2 separate regions of the Mus musculus genome follow, and region 2 is linked to region 1. The links are chromatin contacts, found by Hi-C or POLR2A ChIA-PET in ENCODE. All regions are on one chromosome and are shown on one strand. Each heading gives the region's core, a stretch centred on a gene start or an enhancer-like site at or near the end of the contact. The rest is flanking DNA. Distances are from core to core; before and after follow the strand shown. Region 1 holds the start of Arid2 (AT rich interactive domain 2 (ARID, RFX-like)). Region 2 overlaps Ano6 (anoctamin 6).

Region 1 (3,220 bases), core at 286-2,785:
ACCTGAAATAAACCCATCCAGACTCTTACCAGCTTGTGACCTTGGGCTAGTGACTTTGCCACTGGTGGCTGTCTCTAAAATGGGAATCCTAGTAGACCAAAGGAGAAGCATGAGGCTCTCCACATTTGCAGACCGGGGAGGGCTCCAACACCCGGGTAAATGCAAATTTAAGTGGTACTAAAAAAAAAAAAAGATACAAATTTTGAATTCCCTATGTACACATTTTCTTTTTTTTTAAACTGAAAGGGAAAAACATTTTGCCCTCTTTTTCAGATACTAGTGCAAAAAAAGACCTAAGCAGTGTTATTCTCAAAGTTGGGAGGTTATTTCCCAACAGGCGCGATTACCGTTTGCGTACCTCCGGGTTCGGTGCACCAAACCGACCAAAAAAGGGAGGACGAGTGAAAAGCCTTACTCTAGCTCCACAAAAGTAGGGCAGGCAGTTTCCAGCCTATTCGATCCTACAGTTTGTCAAAGTGAGTTTACGGCCCCATCATGGACCATGTGCTCGGCGGGCTTCGTGCTAGCACGATGAAGCCCGGAGGCCAACGCCTCCCGCTAGCAACGTCTCCAGAGGGGGCGAGCGGACTCGTCCGCGGCCGCCGGGGCTGCGCCGAGCGAGCCTGCTTCTCAGTGTGGCCGGAGGCCCGGCGGGCGCCGCCGGGGACGCGAACATCGCCTCCACCCCTAAGCCCGGAACAACCGGTAGTGGCCGTTTCCCCGCGCCGCCCCCCTTTCCGCCCGCTTTGTGTGCGTGTGAAATGTGCTGCACATTGCAGATGAACCCTAAGCCGGGCGAGCCGAGTCTATTGTTCCCCGCGAGGAGCCGCCGCGACCGTGTGGAGCCAGGCGCAGTGCCGCGGCCGGCCCTCGGGGGGCGCTGTGCGGCGCTGGCGGCCCGGCCGTGGCGGCGGCAGCAGAGAACGGGAGGCTGGCGGGCAGGCAGGCAGGCCGGCGGGCGGCGCGCAGCGGCTCGGCTGCCGCCGGAGCCTGTGCCCGGGGACGCCCGGGCCGCCGCCGCCGCCGCCGCGCGTGAATGTGTGCGAGGGCCCCGCGGAGCCGCGGCCCGGATCCACGCTGTCACCCCGCTCTCCACAAGCCACCACACAGACCTCCCCCTCCCCACGCGGCCCCGCCTGCCCCGGCCCCGCCGCGCCGCCGCCGCCGCCGCCGCCGCCGCAACTCCCAGGCCTGCGGCCGCCCGGGCCCCTCGCCTCGGCTCGCCCGGCCCCCGGTCGGCTCGTGCGCCCCCCGGCCGCAGCACCATGTTGAATCGCGTCCCCGGGCCGAGCCGCCAGGGCCGGCGGCGCTGAGAGGCGGCCCAGAGCCGGGCCGCGGGAGGCGGCGAGGCAGGGTGGGGGCCGCGCTCGCCCCGCGGCTCCGCGCCCGGCCGCCCGTCGCCTGCCCCTCTAGTTTCGCTCCCGTTTCTTTAAACTTTTTTAGAAATTCCCCTCCCTCCGGCCCTGCGCTCCCCCTGGCCTCCCGCTCCCTCCTTCCCCTCCTCCTCGCCTCCTCCCCCTCCCTCCTCCCTCCCTGCGCCGCCGCCGCCGCCGCCGCCGCCGCCGCCGCCGCCACCGCCGGCCCATGACTGAGCCCCGCCACCGCCGGCCGAGGAATGGGCTCCGGGCGCTGGTAGGGAGCGCGGGGAGCGGGGGCCGCGTTTGAACCGCGATCTGGGTTTTTTCGGGAGACCTCCTTTGGCAAAATAATGGCAAACTCGACGGGGAAGGCGCCTCCGGACGAGCGGAGGAAGGGACTGGCTTTCCTGGACGAGCTGCGGCAGTTCCACCACAGCAGAGGGTGAGAGCAGGACCGGGGGGGCAGCGCCGGGGCGAGCCGGGGCGAACGGGGGCCCGCCGCGGGCGCGGGGTCCCGGTGACAAGTGCGGGGCTTTCTGTCGCCCGCAGGTCGCCGTTTAAGAAGATCCCTGCGGTGGGTGGGAAGGAGCTGGATCTTCACGGGCTCTACACCAGAGTCACTACTTTAGGCGGATTCGCGAAGGTGAGTGGAAGTTTTAATTTGTATTTCCCTCTCGCTGGCCTGCTCGGAAAAGTCTGCTCCGACCCGGGAGCAGGCGCCCGGGGTCGGGGGGGCGATCGGCGGGACACACGGCGTTCTCGGCGCTCGCAGCCGGTGGCCCACGGAGGCGGCCGGCGGCGGGGCTGTTTTCGGCCTGGTGGCTCGCGTGCGCGCGGCGGGCGCGGGGCTTGGGCGGGCGGTGCGGCCCGGCGGCGGGGAGCGCCCTGCCCGGTGTCCGGCCGGCCCCGCGGGGTCTGAGCGGCGCGGCGGGGAGCGCGGGCGAGTGGAGTGCTCGCCCGCCGCCCGCCGAGCCCGCGGCCCGCCCGCCCGCCCGCGAGTCAGCGCTGCCGCCGCCGCCGCTGCCGCTCTAGCACAGGCGGAGACACAGAGACACACAGACTCTGAGCAGTTTTCGTGCAACTCAAAATTAGCGCGGGCAGGTTTAACATCGATAATCGGCTGCGAAATGATCCCGGCGGCCGGGGGCACAGCCTCGGCCCGCTCGCCCTGGCTTTCTACAGCTAACAAAAGAAAGCAGGACCTGTCTGCAAATAGCCATCTTAGGCTTCAAGGCTAGGCAGAAGCTGTAGGCCTCAAAGAAGGGCCTATGGAGATGGATAGATCTGGGAGAGGGATCGGAGTCGGCCCCGGCCCCGGCCCCCCCAGAGCTCGCGGACGTCGCTGTCCGGAGCAGTATTGATCCTTTTGAACTTTTTTTTTTTTTTTTCTTTACTGCAAACGGACCGCGTTGAGATTTAAAAGGGGGCGACAGAGGGACTTGCGATTGGTTATTGTCCGGGCTTCAAAAACAAAACAAACCCACCAACCCCCCCCCAAAACAAAACAAGTGCTGCTAAATACAGGGCTCTCTGATGAAAACATAGTGATTCAAGCAGCCCTGGCTTAGTAACTCTCGTGGGTCGACCCCAGACACCCACTGCTCCTTAGGTGTCTACAGATCTCTGCAGAAGGGGCATTTAGCTTCCAGGTTAGGGTAGGTTTTTCTTGGATTGGGCACTTTGAGACAAGTGTGCCTGTGTTTTTAACAGGTTTCTGAGAAGAATCAGTGGGGAGAAATTGTTGAAGAGTTCAACTTTCCCAGAAGTTGTTCCAACGCTGCCTTTGCTTTAAAACAGTATTACTTGCGGTGAGTAGTGGTGACTTTTCCACAGTATTTGGAAACGAGGGACTTAGGGGCGAT
Region 2 (3,220 bases), core at 335-2,834, 400 kb before region 1:
CCAAAACCTCCATCAGCCAAATAAGTAGAAAGTTCTAAATATAGAGAAATGTATGGGTTGGAGCGCGTAACCAATGTTTGGTGGTTGTGAGGGTAGCCTGTAATCTGTGATGAAAAGTCAGCCGGGGCCCTGGTGACCTTCTGAAATGAGTTTAATGTCCAGATGAAAATAACGGGGTCAGCGCCGCGGAACCCAGGGCAGGCTGACGGTGCCTGGAGTTTGTCTCCCTTTTCATTCCAGGATGCACTTGGGACACATGAGCACTTTCCAAGGTCTCTCCCTACACAGTTCCCTGTCTTCCCCATAACCACAGGCTGCTGCCTCTCTAACAGTGTCTTAGCCAAGATTACTCTGTGTCAGGTAGACACCAGTGTCCCCAGTGGTTACGGAACACTACTTCTGCAGATAGCTTGCTGGGGGCCTCCTTCAAGAGTGCACAGGCCCCTCTGCTGGCCCTTCCCTCCTATCCCCACCACGGGGACACCACCTTTGAAGACATACAGGTGCTCTCCCTGACTTAGCAGTCCTCTTGTGGCCATGGGGTTTTCAGACTGAATCATATAAAGGTTCTGTGAGTTTGTTCTGTGCTGTTCTGGTGCCCTCTTGCCCCTTTCCCTGTGTGGTCTCAGATTTCACCACCAAAGCTCAAGAGAATCTATTAAAGAGTCCAGTTAGGTCAAAGGTGGCAATAGATACTACTTAAAAGTGTAGTAATTCCTTTGGGCGGGGCCTGGAATCATGCTAGTGTCCTGTAGTTACGAGGAGCAAAAGAAAAAAAGGAAAAACCCAAAATACACGGTTTGGCTGCGGTAGTGGGAAAGTGGAAGGCTGTAATCTAGGGAGGGTGGCGCCCGGCACACTCACATTCTTACACTGTGCTGGTGGGTGTGTGATTTGCATGATGGCTTAGCGACTCGTGTATCAGAGGCATTTGAACAGGCCGTAGCGCTTAGAAATCTGCTTCCAGAATTTAGCCTAATGAAATAGTAATTGAACATGTGCACATATACATATGTACAAGAAAGCACACTGCAGCAGTGTTTATAGAAGCAGAAAATTGGAAGCAACTTCTGTGTTCATCAGTGGAGGAACTGTTTAGCTAAATTATATTGCAGCTATTAAACATGATGATTCAGAGCTTTATATAAAGCTAGGAGATGTCTCTGATCGATGTTTGTACAACAGTGCGTGCGTGTGGTGCCATTTTAGTTCATGTGGATGGGAGTGGGCTTGGAAGACTACTCTGTAAAAATATTTCAAATCTCAGCTCATTTCTGAGAGCTGGGGTTACATATGACTTTTATTTCTCCTTTATACTCTACCATGTTGCTTGAAGTTATTTTGTATTTTGTAAGGAACATAATTTTTTTTTTCCATTAGGAGAAAAAGAGTCTTTGTAGTTTGGGAGGCGAGGGTGGGAACTCTGGGGTCTTAATACGTGGAGAGGCCCAGCGTGTCAAGTGCTGGTCATGGCCTTGGGAACAGAGAGCCAAGGGGAGACTGATTTCTGCAGAAATCCCTGGGTTTTTCCTGAGTGCATGTTGATTATCACAGAGTCAACACCACATGTTCTTGGAACATCCTGGGGTACACTCTAAAAACAGCCCTCACTCCGGGGCCTATCCTCGGAGAGTGGGTGCCTTTGCTTGTTTCTCTGAAGTCAGCAATGTGGAATGCCTAGTCTGGTCAAAGAGAAGCTCCTGTATGCCGGCTCTGTGTGCCCACAGACTTCTGCTTCCCCTGTGACTAATCTGTTACGTCCTTCTCTTCCCTCCCCTGCTTTCTTCAAATATTTGTCTTTCCCCTCAACCCTCAGCCTCCTCTCCTGTAGCTGCAACCCTGGGACTTTTTTGGCTCCGTATTTGGCTTATGACATTGACTGTGGTCATTTGCATTTTGATCAAAATAAAGGGAGTGAAATTTGTCCTGCTTTGTAGCATGCTTACTATATTGTACAGAGGAAAACACTTCACTTATTTATATCTTGTATCTTTCTAGTTGTTAGGAAATGGACCTATGCCATTGGTAGTATGCAAATGAAGTTAAGTTCAGTGTTTTGAGATCTGAATAAAGGCTTTTGCTTGAGCTGAACTTGGTGTGTGTGTGTGTGTGTGTGTGTGTGTGTGAGAGAGAGAGAGAGAGAGAGAGAGAGAGAGAGAGAGAGAGGTATTTCAGAGTTTCTGCAGAATGGATGGTACTCTATTTTTAATTTAGTTCTGTTATGAACTAAATTATGCCCCTTCCTCCCCCCACATGGTCTCAGAATTAACTACTTTATTTTTCTAGTCATATAAACCACAGAGAGCAGTTCTTGCTACCCTCATATTGCTCTTTAATTATATGAAAATTTTAATATTTTTCACCGTGCAGCTTCTCAGCTATTGTGGGAAAACAAACCTTTCCTACAGCCTGCTTTGTGTGACGTGAATGCAGTTAACCCAGATGAGCTTGGGGCACTCCAGTGTTTCAGGATATCGGGAAATTTCTTCAGATGCAGTCAGTTTCGTCGTCCAAGGCAAGGAAGGGTCAGACGGCCTCATGCATAAGGATGAGTTTGAGCAAAGATTCCAGGAGAGCCACATCTCATCCTGATTGTGAATAAATAATTTACAGTCAGCATTTTGGACGATAATAGATTCTGCTGCAGTGAGGTGGGGTTCCTAGGCAGGATTTTTAAAGACCCATTTTGATGATGTTTGAAGCATGTGAGTCTAGACCAGTGTTGACAGGTTGTTTTGTAGCCGCAGAAATACTGACATCAAGGATCCTGGGAGTGTTTACCAGTTCCACTCTGCCTGCCCTGAGTGACACAGAGTACCTGCACACATGCAGTCCTTCCCTCAGGCCTGTGTCACCCCTACACCCCTGTCCATCCAGGAGACAGACTCCACATGGCCCTACCATTTCCCTCTGGAGTGATGGTAGCATCCTCTTTAAGGGAAACCTCAATGCCACATTTCAACCAGATTGCTGAGGTAGATTTCCGCGCCAAGTTGTTACTAGAAAAGATTCACGTTTGGGACATTGTCTCTCAGGCACTGCCCTGCAGTAACCTGCAGTTACACTTGAGCCAGTGGCGGGGAAGAGGCTCTGCATGGGCTTCCTTAGCAACAGCCAAGAGGACGGACAGGATTTACCTTCTCAAATTCACACTCCTTTGAAGGCACTGGGCAAAATAACTCAACTTTCTTCTTTTACCCTTTGAAAATTCCATACATGA

Evidence for each region. Hi-C counts contacts between places; a loop is a spot of excess contacts on that map. ChIA-PET counts read pairs that join two places held with the same protein, here RNA polymerase II (POLR2A).
Region 2: a loop to region 1 is called in a map of regulatory T cell, with 2.5 times the contacts of the local background. The contact joins the enhancer-like site here to the promoter of Arid2 in region 1. A Hi-C loop is called at or near these places in 1 of 37 maps with a recorded cell type or tissue (regulatory T cell). POLR2A ChIA-PET finds 5 or more read pairs at or near these places in 1 of 5 experiments (embryonic stem cell).

What each region holds. Positions count from the first base shown.
Region 1 is chr15:96,285,987-96,289,206 of GRCm38, forward strand. Arid2 (AT rich interactive domain 2 (ARID, RFX-like)) reads left to right here and starts at 1,536. Exons shown (of 21, transcript NM_175251.4): 1 at 1,536-1,800; 2 at 1,908-2,001; 3 at 3,069-3,166. The coding sequence starts at 1,709. Gm38469 reads right to left here and starts at 1,412. Exons shown (of 3, transcript XM_011245785.3): 1 at 30-1,412. The coding sequence starts at 1,267. The coding sequence ends at 524.
Region 2 is chr15:95,885,832-95,889,051 of GRCm38, forward strand. All of the region lies in intron 2 of Ano6 (anoctamin 6), which reads left to right. Among named protein-coding and RNA genes, the nearest start is that of Gm41389, 24 kb to the right of the region's middle. Within about 2 kb of position 1,585, at least 2 of the 3 ENCODE cell types and tissues checked have a DNase peak (open chromatin) inside an H3K27ac peak, as active enhancers do.